Linked DNA regions of Homo sapiens: region 1 is linked to region 2. A link is an interaction called in ENCODE POLR2A ChIA-PET data of the cell type or tissue named here. Cell type or tissue: B cell. All regions are shown on one strand. Links, peaks and the distances in the headings refer to the core of each region. The heading gives the core; the rest is flanking DNA.

Evidence for each region. Peaks named below come from ENCODE experiments on the same cell type or tissue, not always from the same donor. Only the 100,000 strongest peaks of a DNase experiment are listed, where the experiment ranks them.
Region 1: POLR2A ChIA-PET joins it to region 2 with 6 read pairs; 3 of 35 experiments call an interaction of 5 or more read pairs at or near these places.

What each region holds. Positions count from the first base shown.
Region 1 is chr10:28,291,544-28,299,400 of GRCh38, reverse strand. All of the region lies in intron 1 of MPP7 (MAGUK p55 scaffold protein 7), which reads left to right. Among named protein-coding and RNA genes, the nearest start is that of MIR8086, 6.1 kb to the right of the region's middle. In B cell, for the core only: no CTCF peak of the experiment used is centred there; no DNase peak of the experiment used is centred there.
Region 2 is chr10:27,254,477-27,262,333 of GRCh38, reverse strand. It overlaps the pseudogene ODAD2P1. Among named protein-coding and RNA genes, the nearest start is that of ACBD5, 18 kb to the right of the region's middle. In B cell, for the core only: no CTCF peak of the experiment used is centred there; DNase peaks (open chromatin) are centred at 3,243, 3,433 and 4,813; H3K4me3 peaks cover 1,292 bases; H3K27me3 peaks cover 2,632 bases.

The sequences.
Region 1 (7,857 bases), core at 1,885-6,884, 1.0 Mb before region 2:
GATATCTCCACCAACTGGCCATTCCCCAACTCTCTTCCTCTCCCCAGGCCTCCCTATTCCCTGAGACACAACAATATTGAAATTAGGCCAATTAATAACTCTACATTGGCATCTAAGTATTCAAGTGAATGGAGAGTCGCGTGTCTCCCACTTTAAATCAAAAAGCTACAAATGAGTGAGCTTAGTGAGGAGGTCATGACAAAAGCTGAAACAGGCCAAAAGCTAGGCCTCTTGCACCAAACAAGCGAGCTCTGAATGCAAAGGAAAGGTTCTTGAAAGAAACTAAAAGTGCTACTCTGCTGAACGTCCAAATGATAAGAAAGTGAAACAGCCTTATTGCTAATATAGAGAAGGTTTTAGTGGTCTGGATAGAAGATCAGACCAGCCACAACATTCCCTTAAGCCAGCAGAGCAAAACCCTCTCTTCAATTCGATGAAGGCTGAGAGAGGTAAGGAAGTTACAGAAGAAAAGTTGGAAGCTAGAAGAGGTTGGTTCATGAGGTTTAAGGAAAGAAGCTGCTTCCCTAATGTAAAAGTGCAAGGTGAAGCAGCAAATGCTGATATAGAAGCTGTAGCATGTTATCCAGAATATCTAGCTAAGATCACTGATGAAGGTGGCTACACTGAACAACAGATTTTCAGTGTAGATGAAACAGCCTTATATTGGAAGAAGATGCCGTCTCGGACTTTCTTAGCTAGAAGGAAGTCAGTGCTTCACCTCAAAGGCCAGGCTGACTCTTTTGTTTGGAGCTAGTGCAGCTGGTGACTTTAAGTTGAAGCCACTGCTCATCTACCATTCCAAAAATTGTTAAGCGTCATGCAAAATCTACTCTGCCTGTGCTCTATAAATGGAGCGACAAAGCCTGGATGACAGTACATCTGTTTATGGCGTGGTTTACTGAATCTGTTAAGCTCACTGTCGAGACCCACTGCTCAGAAGAAAGGGTACCATTGAACAAGTGCTGCTCATTGACAATGCACCTGGTCACCCAAGAGCTCTGATGGAGATGTACAAGGAAATTAATGTTTTCATACCTGCTAACACAACATCCACTCTGTACCCATGGATCTAGGAGTCATTTCAACTTTCAAGAGTTATTATTTAAGAAGCACATCTTGTAAAGCTATAGCTGCCATAGATAGTGATTGTTCTGATGGATCTTGGCTAAGTAAATTGAAAACCTGGAAAGGATTCACAATTCTAGATGCCATTAAGGGCATTTGTGATTCAAAGGAGGAGGTCAAAATGTCACCATTAACAGGAATTTAGAAGAAGTTGATTCCAGCTCTCATGGATGACTTTGAGGGGTTCAAGACTTCAGTGGAAGAAGTACCTGCAGATGTGGTGGAAATAGTATACTGAGAACTAGAATTAGAAGTAGACCCTGAAAATATGACTGAATTGCTGCAATCTTATTATCAAACTCGAATGGATGAAGAGTTGCTTCTTCTGAATGAGCAAAGAAAGTGGCTTCTTGAGAGAGAGTCTATTCTTGGTGAAGATGCTGTGAGCATTGTTGAAATGACAATGAACGATTTACAATATTCTGTAAACTTGGTTAATAAAGCAGTGGCAGGGTATGATAGGATTGACTTCAATTGTGAATGAGGTTCTACTGTGGGTGAAATGCTACCAAAAGAGAGATCTTTTCTGAAAGGCAGAGTGAGTTGATGTGGCAAACTTCATTTTTTTTATTTTTTTGAGACGGAGTCTCGCTCTGTTGCCCAGGCTGGAGTGCAATGGCACGATCTTGGCTCACTGCAACCTCCGCCTCCCAGGTTTAAGAGATTCTCCTGTCTCAGCCTCCTGAGTAGCTGGGATTACAGGTGCACACTGCCACAGCTGGCTAATTTTTTATATTTTAGTAGAGATGGGGTTTCACTCTGTTGACCAGGCTGGTCTTGAACTCCTGAGCTCACGCAGTCCACCCACCTCAGCCTCCCAAAGTGTTAGGATTACAGGCGTGAGCCACAGCGCCCGGCCTTATTGTTTTCTTATTTTAAGAAATTGCCACAGCCATCCATCTTTCAGCAGCCAGCACCTTGTTCAGTCAGCAGCCATCAACATCAAGGCAAAATCCTCCACCAGCAAAAAGATTATGACTCCCTGAAGGCTCGGATGATCACTAGCATTTTAAAAAAATTATAAAGCATTTTAAAATTAAGAGCTAATGCTATTGCCAACATAATAGACTACAGTATACTGTAAATATAACTTCTATATGCACTTGGAAAGCAGAAACATTTCTGTTACCTTATTGCAGTGTTAGTTTTACTAAGGTGGTCTGGAATGGAACATGTGATATCTTCAAGGTATGCCTACGATTTCAGAAATAACCTCTCCTATTGAACCCTCTGATTCTTCCTGTGTTCAGAAACCCAGACCAAAGTGTAGATTTATTGGTCTTTATTTATGAGTAGTTGAATTTTTTTAATGTCTTGTGTTTTGTTTAAATTTTATGTAAACTGCGGCTTAGCTCTTTCAGCATAGTCTTATGCTTTGCTTTCTTAGATTACTGAGTCTTTAAAAGAACTGGTAAAGTGCATATGTGTGGAAAGATTATTTGCTACCTACTATGAACAGATACTTAAGTAAAAAAACAAAAACAAAAAAACCCAAGATGTTTTTTCCAGGCATATAAATGTTTTTTTCTTGAAGAGGCATTTAGTCTTTCTATTTACTAGAACATTATCAGCTTGCTTTACTTATGAAAGAGAGGAGACCATTCTTTTCTCTGTGAATTTAGGAGCTATTTGTCAGGCTTGTTTATTACTGATTGGGTTGCTTGTTACTGATTGTTAGAGAAGGGAGATGAAAATACATAGCAGTTGCGATATCCATTTTGGGTATAGAACTGGCAATGTTAGTGGAGATTAAAGACTAGCTGGTACGACTGCATTTTGCAAGATATTTTGAAGACAACTTTGGACTTTGAAAATGCAGGATAGGAATCTAAGTGAGAAAGTCTTTCAGTGGTTGGGGTGTGTGTGTGTTCACTTCAGTTGCACTGAACTGTGGGTGGGGAGGAGAGCAATAGTAAATTGTTTCTTACCAGAACACTGCCAGTTCTTAGGGGATTTGGTGGAGATTTGGGAGAGAGAAAATAAATAGGATTCAGCCCTTCTAGGAAGGTCATTCTTGGCAGTGCCTTCAGCCCTTAGGAGAGCGTGGGCATGGAAAAGGTGGGTGGTTGTAAGTAGCCAGGCAGATTAAAAGGCTGCTTCCTAGAGTTTTCTTTACCTTTGATGACCTTAATCAGGTCATTAAGCATTTTAAGACAGGTTTATAGCTCTCCTGTGGTCCAAGCTTGGACTAAGTACTCCTTAATCTTCAATTTTATGTTTTAAATTTTTGGAATAAGTAGAAACCTGAAATTTATAAAATTAATGACTTGAGTATGCGAGTGAATAGCTTCAGAGAGTTATTTGGCTTATGGAAGATTTCAGATTATGGTAGGTGCTTGAATATACTTATTTCTCATACTCTTTCTTCCATCCCTTTAACAACAAAAAAAGGCCTTATTAGAAATAGGCAAACTTGAATACACATAGAGCTGTACTGCTCAAATTGAGTACTTGAGTTGGGGAGAAAAGTCTCCCGGTCTAGATATAGCTTTGAAAAGAGAAGGATCAGGTAGGATGCCGTACACGGCAGGTGTGTGCAGGGACAGGGATAACGTTAACCCCTTTTGCTGTGAATATTGTCAGAGGGTCTGATGTGTAATTAGGCATTCCTTAGCTTCACTCCTGATAAAAACACACTCTTGGACAGTTTCTCTGTATGTGCACTTAAAGCAGTTTGAATCTTGTTAATCAAATATTTCTCGGGGTTGTAACTTCTTTTTTTGGCATTGGGAAGACTGTTGAAGTCATGTTGTAAAAATTTGGAGTTGAGCCTGGGATCAAAATTTGGAGTTATGGCCCAAGATTTATCAAGCTTCTGCTGATATTCAAAATATTGTTTTTTTCTCTTCCTATTATGGCTTCTGATTACTTCTGAAGAGTGAGTTCAGACCTCTGTGCTCTAACGCTCATCAGAGTACCCTTTTTGTACATAGTATAATCAGGATAGAGATTAGGCATTTTGTCAAGTTTGGGAGAAAGAAGTTGAGCAGTGAGGAAATGAACTAACACTGTTTTCGTTTCTTCATAGTCATTTTAAATAGGATACAAATTTTATATTTTAGAAGTTTCAAAATGGTAGTAATTTCACCTTTCACATTATGCTTAGTATGAAAAATTTCTACCAGTGGTTCTCAAACTTTAGCATACCTTGGGATCACACGGAGGGCTTGTGAAACCTTAGGCAGCTGCCTTCCAGCCCCAGAATTTCTGATCAGTCGGTCTGGGAGGGGAGGTCCTGGCGATTTGCATTTCTAATAAGTTCTAAGGCCATGTGCTACAGCCACTGCAGGGGCCAGCCACTCTAGGGGGAAACGTAAGTGTAGTGGTTAACACTTTGAAAGACCTGGGTTTGAATCTCTGCTCTGCTGCTTTCTAGTACTTTGACTTTAGGCAAGTTTCTTAACCTCTGTTGTTCCGTCTCTAAAGTGGAAATAATATAGTATTTTGTTGTGAATGTAAGTGGGCTCCAATGTGTAGAAGCTCAGGGAACAGGGCCTTGCAGATTGCAAGCATGCAATAAATGTTTTCTTTTATCCATAAAAACAGTACGTATATAAAATAAATAGGATCCTGCATCTTATACAATTGAAGCAAAGACAGAAAATTTAATACTTAACCTCATTTCCTGGCACTGTGCTGGGGAAAAAATATGATTACTCAATTACTTTTTAAGGAGTGAAGGAAAAGTTTGTGGATCCTAGTAATTTTCCAGAAACATTTTTTAGAGGCATAGCACATTCATATCGATGCTGCCTCCTCCCTCTTCCCCTTCAAAAAGTTTGCATTCTTTAATCACCGTATGTTGGACTCTCACAATAACCCTTATAGTTTACATTTTATATAACAGGTATTTTGAAGGTTGCTTCTGGGAGCTGAATGACAGGAAGTACCTGAAAGTCATCTTTAGAACACACTGTCGCCTGTACTATGACAACTTTGTATTTGATGACCTTGAACGCAGTTCTTCTCGAGACGGAGTCTTGCTCTGTCCCCCAGGCTGGAGTGCAGTGGTGTGATCTCAGCTCACTGCAGGTTCCACCTCCCGGCTTCACGCCATTCTCCTGCCTCAGCCTCCAGTTTAAAACATATTTAAACTGGACTACAGGCACCCGGCTAATTTTTTTGTATTTTTAGTAGAGACAGGGTTTCACTGTGTTAGCCAGGATTGTCTGGATCTCCTGATCTCATGATCCGCCCGCCTCGGCCTCCCAAAGTGCTGGTATTACAGGCGTGAGCCACCACGCCCAGCCCTTGAACGCAATTCTTTGGGATCTCATCTCTCGGCTTGCTGAATGCCTGGTTCATTTTCTTTCTGCAGACCTGCGGGATCTCACCTCTGGCTATCCTTTCATTAGTGAAACCCTCTTTCCATCACTTTCTGTCACTATCACTGTCTTACTTGTTAGCTGTTAACACTCTCTTATCATTATCTTATTTGTTTCCTTTTTATTGTTTCCTTCACTAGGACATAAACCCTATGAGGGTAAGGGCTTGATCTTTTGCTACTCGGTCGCTAGGATGGGATGCAGTTCCTGGTATGTAGAGACTGAATACCTGCTGGTTGGGTGAAGGGACCTGTGACGCGGAGCTGCCCCGCTCCGCTCCCTCCCCAGCTCAGGGGCTCGGACTGGAGTTAGCACTCACTTCATGGCACACTGTCATGATTGGTCCGTGTAGAGTCTCCCACCTTATTTTATTGTATCTTTCCCCTTCATCACCTATCCCCATTCATGTTCTTCCTTGCCCCCAGGGGACCCTCTCTCTGGCATATGCATAATTCCCTTAAGTACGACCAGATTGTTATCTCATTGACACTTTCACCAGCTGTTGCTCCCTGCATTCTTGCTGGCATGTGGCATTTTCTGACCTTATAATTTTTTCCAATCTGATGCAACAGATGGAGCAATCCAGCACAAAGTGATATGTTATTGTTCTTATTTGCAGCTATCTGATTACTAATGCAGTGGAATATCCTATCGTATACTGTGTGTGTTTTTCCTCGGTTGAGTTCGCCATTTATATATCCTTTGCCTCTTTTTCTGTTAGCTTTTCATATCTGTTTCCCATTTTTCTGCCCTAATTTATAGCAGTTTTCTTCTTTTTTCAGTCTCTCGTTGGATTTTAAATGGTATACGCATCTTTTGTTTTTCACCTGTCAGATTTTTTCTTTGAAATCTTTCATTAAACGGAATCTTTAATTTTGTTATGATCCAACCTTTTTTTTTTTTTTTTAACCTTCTGGGTCTTGTGTAGGAAATATTTCTCCATTCCTAGTTAACAAAGTTATGTTTCTGTATTTTCTTCTATGGCAAACGAATTTTCCCAAATCTCATTTACTAAATAACCTAGTGGTTTGTGATGCTACCTGTATCATATGTCAAGATCCACACACTCGTATATATGCACACAGAGACACAGACACACACATTCTCTCTCTCTCACCTTTTTAGGCTCCCTGCTCTGTTCTGATCAATTTGTCTGTTTCTGTTCTAATTTCACAGTGGATTTTGCTTTTATTTTTATTGCTACAACTTGTTTATATATTTTGATATCTAGAAGAATGACTCCCTCCTGTGTTATTTTAAAAACATATTTAAACTGGTAGTTTTCAACCATGGCTTTATATTAGAATTTGCTAGGTAGCTTTTAAAAAAATATGTCCCATTGACCACAGATGAACTGAATTATAATCTCTAGAGAGTGGAGTCTAGCAATTGTATTTTTTAAAATCTCCTCTGGTGACACTGATCTATATCCCGAGTGGAAACCACTTATCAGTGGTATTAATGTTTTATTCAATGGAGGTCAGATTTTTTTTTTTTTTCCGTAATGATCTTGTCTTCTTTGTTACAGTAAGAGACCCTAGTTCAGCTTCTGTTTCTACTGTGAATGCCATTTTTTCTTCTGTTGTATTTTCTATTGTTTATTTCCCCTGGTGTAGGGGAATCCTACATATATCGACAACTATGCATCACTTAACAGGGATATGTTCTGAGAAATGTGTCATTAGGTGATTTCGTCATTGTGTGAACATCGCAGACTGCACTTACACAAATGTAGATAACACAGCCTACTACACACCTAGGTTATATGGTATAGCCCGTTGCTCCTAGGCTACAAACCTGTGCAGCAGGTTACTGTCCTGAATACTGTAGGCAACTGGAACATAATGGTATTTGTATATCTAAACATCTGTAAACATAGAAAAAGTATAGTAAAAATATGGTAAAAAAGATTAAACATGGTCCACCTGCATGGGACACGTTACATGTGTCTGGACTGGAAGTTGCTCTGGGTGAGTCAGTGAGTGGGTGGTGAGTGAATGTGAAGGCCTAGGGCATGACTGTACACTCACTACTGTAGACGTTATAAGCACTATGTCTAGGCTACACTATGTTCATTTAAAAAGTGTTTTTTCTTCAGTAATAAACAAAGCTTAGCTTAACTTTTTTGCCTGATAAACTTATAAATGGTTTTTAACTTTTGACTCTTTTGTAATAACACAGCTTCAAACACAAGCACATTTTATAGTGTACAAATATATTTTCTTTTATTAAAAAAATTTTTTAAAATGTAAAACTAAGACACAAACACACACTTTAGCCTAGGCCTACACAGGGTCAGGATCATCAGTATTACTGTCTTTATTTAATTTTTTTTTTTGAGACAGTGTCTCTCTCTGTCTCTGTCGCCCAGGCTGGAGTGCAGTGGTGCGATCTTTGGCTCACTGCA
Region 2 (7,857 bases), core at 1,159-6,158:
GGAAACATTGATCCTATTACCAGACTATCTGGACAATCCAAATACTATATTCTCTGCCCATATATCCTGCCCAGAATGACATTTTACTGTAATTTGCAACCTTCTTAAGAGTTAATGTGAGAGAGGTAGGAATAAGTGAGAGTCTTTCTGCCTTTTTATCTAAATTAGTTACCGGAAGAGTCTAGCAGTAAAATTTAAAACAAATTCAAGTGAAACAAACTTCACATTGGCTAAATAGAAATTAGTCTGTAAAAGAAGATCTTTTAAAAAATAACAGTATCTGTAACATTAAATAAGAGCCAAGTTAGAACGCAACTTCTGACTTTAATTTATAATGAACATTTAAGGCTTTTTTTGCAGATAAGCTATATTTGTTTCCTTTGTCATTGTAATAACACTTGTTGATAAAATATTTCTTCCATAATGTTAGATGAATGGTTATACAATTAAAAATAGAATAAAATTAGGTTTTTTCCGATCATTATATTTTTACAAAGGCTCAAAGTACAAAGATTAGACTTGGAGATTTTACATTCTGCACTGTATTAAATCTTAGAACTATCTATTAAATTCAATCACAGGAGATCATTGGATCACAACAGGGCAGTACTTTCTGCTGATAGAGTATAGAAATATTATAGAGATGTCTAGTTACCAACACGATAGGAAAGGGGGCATTATCAGCCTTTAGTGATGAGGACCAAGGATGTAAAATACCCTTCTGTGCAGGACAGTACCTCAGAAGGAAGAATTCTGCTGTAACCTCCAGGTATCTGATAAGTGAAAAGCTTCAGATAAGCACTACCTGAGCCTAGAGTTTTTCTACACTTTGCAAAAATCGCAAAGTATTTTGTCACAGTTTTATTATACCCTGAATTTTCCAGAATTGTAGCTTTCATAAATGAAAGGAAGGTAGTACATACTTTGTTTTACATGGAATTTTACCAAGACATCATTGATAGCAAGGTTATTTGAGAAATTTAAGTTGCAATGGCACGTCTGTTACCAGTCTGCATTTGGGGCTGCTGTGTTTACAGTAATTCTGTGTAAGGCTGGACATCTGACTACTTCCTTATATACTCTAGCGTAGTGGTAACTCAAGCGTTTACATGCTGATATTTTATTACAATTATTTTCTTTATAGTTAGCACGCTATTGATATTGAAAACTTTATTAAATATGTACGATTATAATCTATGATCTTGATTTCAGGATCGTAAAGCAGCATTACAAAATTTTGTTATAAAAACCGAGTACTGGATCAGATAGGGTCGAGAACAACTGATCCAGACATATATACCAAAGTGTTCATGAAATAAAGCGTAGAAGTTAGTGCACGAATTTGTTCTGGGCGTTTGTTTTAGTATTCCAGCATTTTGTTTCTATTGCTAACTGATGAGAAATGCTTTAAACACATAAACATGTTCTGATGTGTATGTGTGAGACTTGCGTTTCCCAACGTTGCATAAAATAAGCACAAATAAGTGTAAAATAGTGTAAAATAACTGCAAATAGCTTTATCTTACACAGAAAGACAGGTGAACAGCTCGTCTTTAATCTTAAGCATAACATTTGTTTTGGTAATCTTATAAAGATTGCTTCTTGCACATTTTTAAAGAAAAAATGTGAAATTAAACAGATTATTAACGCTATACTAGTCAATATACCATATAGTAACTTCTTGAAGGACCCTTAGCACAGAACTAAGAAATGCAAAATCGTTCTTATTTCCGTCAAGATAAATTTTGACAGAAATGTAGCATTTGAATCTACTCAAATTGTATTTCCAAGTCCAGTGAACGGTAGCAATGCACAGTTTTATTAAAGAAGGTTGGTCAGCTTAAGAAAACCTCAGGGTGAGGCCGGGCGCGGTGGCTCACGCCTGTAATCCCAGCACTTTGGGAGGCCAAGGCGGGTGGATCACGAGGTCAGTAGTTCAAGACCAGCCTGACCAACATGGTGAAAAGCCCGTCTCTACTAAAAATACAAAAATTAGCCAGCTTGGTGGCGCGCGCCTGTAATCCCAGCTACTGAGGAGGCTGAGACAGGAGAGTCATTTGAACCCAGGGAGGTGGAGGTTGCAGTTAGCCGAGATCGCGCCACTGCACGCCAGCCTATGCGACAGAGTGGACTCCATCTCAAAAAGAAAAAAAAAAAAAAAAAACCCTCAGGGTGGCCTATGACAATCCAGAAGGCAAGTTCAATGTTATTAGAAAATAAATAAATGGTGTTCCAAAATGGTCGGTATAACTCAAAACTAAGATTTTAAAATCAAAAGCAGTTGCTCCCCAGTTCCTACCCATTGCCAATCCATTAGCTCTTTTGGCTTAAGAACCATAGTTAAAATGAATCCATGTAAATAGCACATACCTTTGAAGTAAAGAAAATAAGTTTAAAGATTAAAAAGGAAAAAGCTTTGATTACGTGTTTACATAAACTGGGAATCAGTTAACACTCATTTTTCTCTCTATCCAATAGATACCATAGATTGTTTTTCTTTCTAATGGTCAATTTTAAGCTTCCAGCATCATTAGTGAAATAAAACCCATTCGGGAATCATGTCGTTAACACTTATGCAGAAGCACGACCGAATTCTTTAGGGGGCTATGGAAAGGCAGCCATCAGCTCTGAGATCTATGAATGTGATTGGTAACATCCACCGGGAGTCCGCGCATACACGGCTTTCTGAGAATGCAGAAGTTACTCAGTAAGACCTACAGAAAATCGAACTTTTAGAACTGGCATGAACAGGGCCCTAAGTAAAATCAAAGCTAAGCCTAGTGTGGGATGACGGCCCCCACCAGACTCGTTACAAGAAGGGGGCGTCAGAGCTGAGACCCTAAGTTTCCAAGAATGGATTCGGTAAAGGGACGAGGTGGGAAGTGACGGCGAACACCACGTTGGGAGCGGGAGGCCGAGCTGCAAGGGCGAAGGAGAAAGATGGGCTCGCGGAAGGAGAGACAGGGAAACAGCGGGGTAAGTGGAGAACCGATCCGGGAGGTGATGGGTCCAGGGTAGTGCAGAGAGGGGCGCAGGGACTGAGGAGCAGACGGTCCCCAACCGAGGGCCGAGGCAGGGTCTCGCGGGGAGGAAGGAGCGAGATGGGCCTGGGAGAGAAAAGGGGAGGGGGCAGGTCTCGGCCCCCGGGAGGGAAAGGGAAGCAGGCGAGAGCAGCAGCGGCGGGGCCGGAGAGCGGCCCCGGTTTCCCGATCTACGCGGCCGGCTGCAGAGCCCCCATGGGGTGGGCCTGGGGACCCCCGGCCGAAGTCACCTGCAGCGCCCTGCCCCGCCGCAGTCGGCGCCCACCTGTTGCTAGGACACCACTCAACCCCGGGCGCCCTACGGCCGCGTAAAGCTGCGCCGTCGGCTGAGGCCTCCCGGGTTTGTGCCCTCCCTCGGGCGCCGCCCCAGCCCTCCGCTCCCAGTCTCACCGGCCACGATCGCAGCCCCGTCCGTCACCGCGGTCCGGGGACCTCCGCGCATCCAAGATTCCCGCGGACTCGCTGCACCGAATGCCCACGCCAGAGACGCTCTGCGCCCGCGCTGGGTTCCACCCGCGCCGGCCACCTGCTGCTTTCCACTCGGCCCCTCCCGGGAAACACTTTCATTCAACTCTGCATTTCCCTTTCTCAGACACTCTTATACAACTCCCCAGTATGCATCCCAACTCACTCCACGCGGTAGGAAAGGTTGACCTTCACGAAGGTCGTGAGCAGTTGTGGGGTCGGGGACAAGTTAGCAGAAACTTAAAATAGAGCAGAAAGGAAAGAGAAAATATTCCTTAGAAACCCTTTTTACATTTCTCCACAGGCTTCCAGACAAGTGCGTTGTATGTACCTGAAATCTTCACTGAGTACCCCCAAATAGCATAGGGCTTCTCCTAGGATATTTGAGGCTTACATGTTTCTCTCCAAAAAACGAATATGTTAGAATACTCTGATACTCACCTGGAAAGCAGAAAGCGCTCTTCAATAGGGCAGAGGATCGGAGTGAAATGAAAACACGTCCCCCATCTCTTTTTTTAAATGGCTTTTACCTTTGTCCATTAAGATGGTTTTGACCCCACCTCTAGACACCCTACCAGCAAGAGTCCCAACTGGAAAACCAGTGAGGGACAAGGGAGTAGGAATATTGAGGCGGGGGTGGGTGGGGAAGAATGCACTATCTTGGGGTGGAGGGAGACTGTGCTTAGAGGCCAGTGCCAGAGCATTTACGATGATGGGATGTTTCGGAATTGAAACTGGATTCTTTTCCAGATGCCAAAGAGGCAAATGTGGAATGTCCTCAGGATATCACCTGTCATTATACGGATACAGCTCAAAGCAGAACCTTCCTGCAAACATGTAGGGATATGAGACCTAAATATTTGTCCTTTATTTTCAGTTTTTTGGAGGGTCGGGTGTGTCCAGAATTGCTGGGTTCTTGGCCTCGCTGACTTGAAGAATGAAGCCGCAGACCCTGGCGGTGAGTGTTAACAGTTCTTAAAGATGGTGCGTCTGGAGTTTGTTCCTTTAGATGTTCAGACGTGTCTGGAGTTTCTTCCTTCCGGTGGGTTTGTGGTCTTGCTGGCCTCAGGAACGAAGCTGCAGACCTTCATGATGAGTGTTACAGTTCATAAAAACGGTGCGCGTCTGGAGTTGTTTGTTCCTCCTGGTGGGTTAGTGGTCTCACTGCCTTCAGGAGTGAAGCCGCAAACCTTCACAGTGAGTGTTACAGCTCACAAAGACAGCACAGCCCCAAAGACTCAGCAGCAACAACTGTTATTGCAAAAAGCGGAAAGAACAAAACACACCGTCAGGAAGACGACCACAGTAAGCTGCGGTGGCTAGCGCAGGCAACCTGCTTTTATTCCCTTATCTGGCCCCACCCACATCCTGCAGATTGGTCCATTTTAAAGAAAGCTGATTGGTCCGTTTTACAGAGAGCTGATTGGTCCGTTTTGACAGGGTGCTGATTAGTGTTTACAATCCCTGAGCTAGACACAGAGTGCTGATTGGTGCATTTACAATCCTCTAGCTAGACATAAAAGTTCTCCAAGTCCCCACTAGATTAGCTAGACACAGAGCACTGATTGGTGCATTTACAAACCTTTAGCTAGACACAGTGCTGATTGGTGCGTTTACAATTCTCTAGCTTGACATAAAAGTTCTCCAAGTCCCCACCAGATTAGCTAGATACAGAGTGCTGATTGGTGCATCCACAAACCCCTGGAGCTAGACGTAGAGTGCTGATTGGTGCATATACAATCCTCCAGCTAGACATAAAAGTTCTCCAAGTCGCCAAGCGACTCAGGAGCCCAGCTGGCTTTACATAGGCCTGGTGGATCCTGCGCCATGGGCCGCGGGCGGAGCTGACCTTCAGTCCCAGGCGGTGCGCGGGCACTCCTTAGCCCTTGAGGGGTCAATGGGATCTGGCGCTGCAGAGCAGTGGGCAGTGCGCCCATGGCGGGGAGGAGCCAGGGGAGGAGCGGGGGAAGAGGGGGTGGGGGAAGCGGGGCGGGAGCGGGGGGGGCGGGGCGGGAGCGGGGGAGGGGGGCGGGGCGGGAGCGGGGGTGGGGGGCGGGGCGGGAGCGGGGGTGGGGGGCGCGGGGCGGATTTGGGCATATGCCGCAGGCTGCAGGTCCTGAGCCCTGACCCGCGGGTAGGCGGCTGAGGCCCAGTGAGAATTCGAGAGTGGTGCGCGCAGGCCGGCAGTGCTAGGGGTCCCGGGGCATCCTCCGCAGCTGCTGGCTTGGTGCTAAGCCCCTCACTGCCCTGGGCACTCCAAGTGCAGGTCCCGCCGAGCCCACGCCCACCCGGAACTCACGCTGGCCCGCGAGTGCTCTGCGCAGCCCCAGTTCCCACCCGCGCCTCTCCCTCCAGGCCTCTCCCTCCATACCTTCCGGCAAGCAGAGGGAGCTGGCTCAGGCCTCGGCCAGCCCAGACAGGGGCTCCCACAGTGCAACGGCGGGCTGAAGGGCTCCTCAAGCGTGGCCAGAGTGGAGGCTGAGGCCAAGGAGGCACGGAGAGCGAGCAAGGGCTGCTAGCGTGTTGTCGTCTCTCAGGGGGATGGAGTCTGGCTCTGTCACCTAGGCTGGAGTGCTATCTCTGCTTACTGCAACCTGTGCCTCCCAGCTCACTGCAACCTTTGCCTCCTGGGTTCAAGTGATCCTCCGGCCTCAGCTTCCTGAGTAGCTGGGATTACAAACATGTGCCACCATGCCCAGCTAATTTTTGTACTTTTAGTAGAGACAGGGTTTCACCATGTGGGCCAGGCTGGTCTCAAACTCCTGACCTCAAGTGATCCGCCCACCTAGGCCTCCCAAAATGCTAGGATTACAGGTGTGAGCCACTGCACCTGGCCTGTTTTGGGTTCTTTTCTTCTCTTTTTGAAAGTGCAAAAGTTGTTGGGAATTGAATAGTTTCGCCTAAAGGAGCTTCTACCTGCAGAGAAGCTTAGGCTTGCAACCAGTGAGAAAGGGGCTTATGCTAATAGGTATATAGCCTGGGCAACAGCACAAAAACTCTGTCTCAAAAAAAAAAAAAAGTATAGTAAATTATGAAAAAGAATAAGCATCTTCAACAATAAAGAATGAAAAAAATAAAAACTATACTCCACAATTAGAAAACAATAACTCTTAGGTTGTTAAAATATTTTTTGATATATTTTAAATAAGACACCCTCAATATATGTGCAGAAAAGATTATATTAGTATAGGAAACAGCTGTGATTATAGATATATAAACTAGAGAAATGCTAGTCAGAAATAGGTTTATCAGAAGAGAGAAGAAATTTTTATTTGAGTAAATGTAGAGTCTATAATTTAAAATTATACAATGGTTTTTTTATTAAATGTTTATTCAAATATAAAAACAAAAGCTTATAAATAGACCAAAAGAAATATTGTTGGTTTATAATCAGGTTCATAGGAACTAAAACAGAGTAATTAGATGAGAGAGTGTGCAAATGATTGTGTTATTTTAGTAAAAATATCTAACACTGTACCTTACAAATTAAAAATATACTTTTTAAAGGTCAACAAAAAATTATTGTGCTTCACATTTTTAAAACTTACCCTTCTTGTAGTATAGTTTGAAGTCAGGTAGCGTGATGCCTCCAGCTTTGTTCTTTTTGCTCAGGATTGTCTTGGCTATACGGGCTCTTTTTTGGTTCCATAAGAAATTTAAAGTAGTTTTTTCTAATTCTGTGAAGCAAATCAATGGTAGCTTGATGGGGATAGCATTGAATCTGTAAATTACTTTGGGCAGTATGGCCATTTTCATGATATTGATTCTTCCTATTCATGAGCATGGAATGTTTCCATTTGTTTATGTCCTCTTTTATTTCCTTGAGCAGTGGTTTGTAGTTCTCCTTGAAGAGGTCCTTCACATCCCTTGTAAGTTGGATTCCTAGGTATTTTATTCTCTTTGTAGCAATTGTGAATGGGAGTTCACTCATGATTTGGATCTCTATTTTTGGTGTATAGAATGCTTGAGATTTCTGCACATTGCTTTTGTATCCTGAGACTTTGCTGAAGTTGCTTATCAGCTTAAGGAGATTTTGGGCTGAGACGATGGGTTTTCCAAATATACAATCATGTCATCTGCAAACAGAGACAATTTGACTTCCTCTCTTCCTATTTGAATACCCTTTATTTCTTTCTCTTGCCTGATTGCCTTGGCCAGAACGCCCAATACTATGTAGAATAGGAGTGGTGAGAGAGGGCATCCTTGTCTTGTGTCGGTTTTCAAATGGAATGCTTCCAGCTTTTGCCCATTCAGTATAATATTGGCTATGGGTTTGTCATAAATAGCTCTTATTATTTTGAGATACATCACTCATAAGTGGGAGTTGAACAATGAGAACACATGGACACAA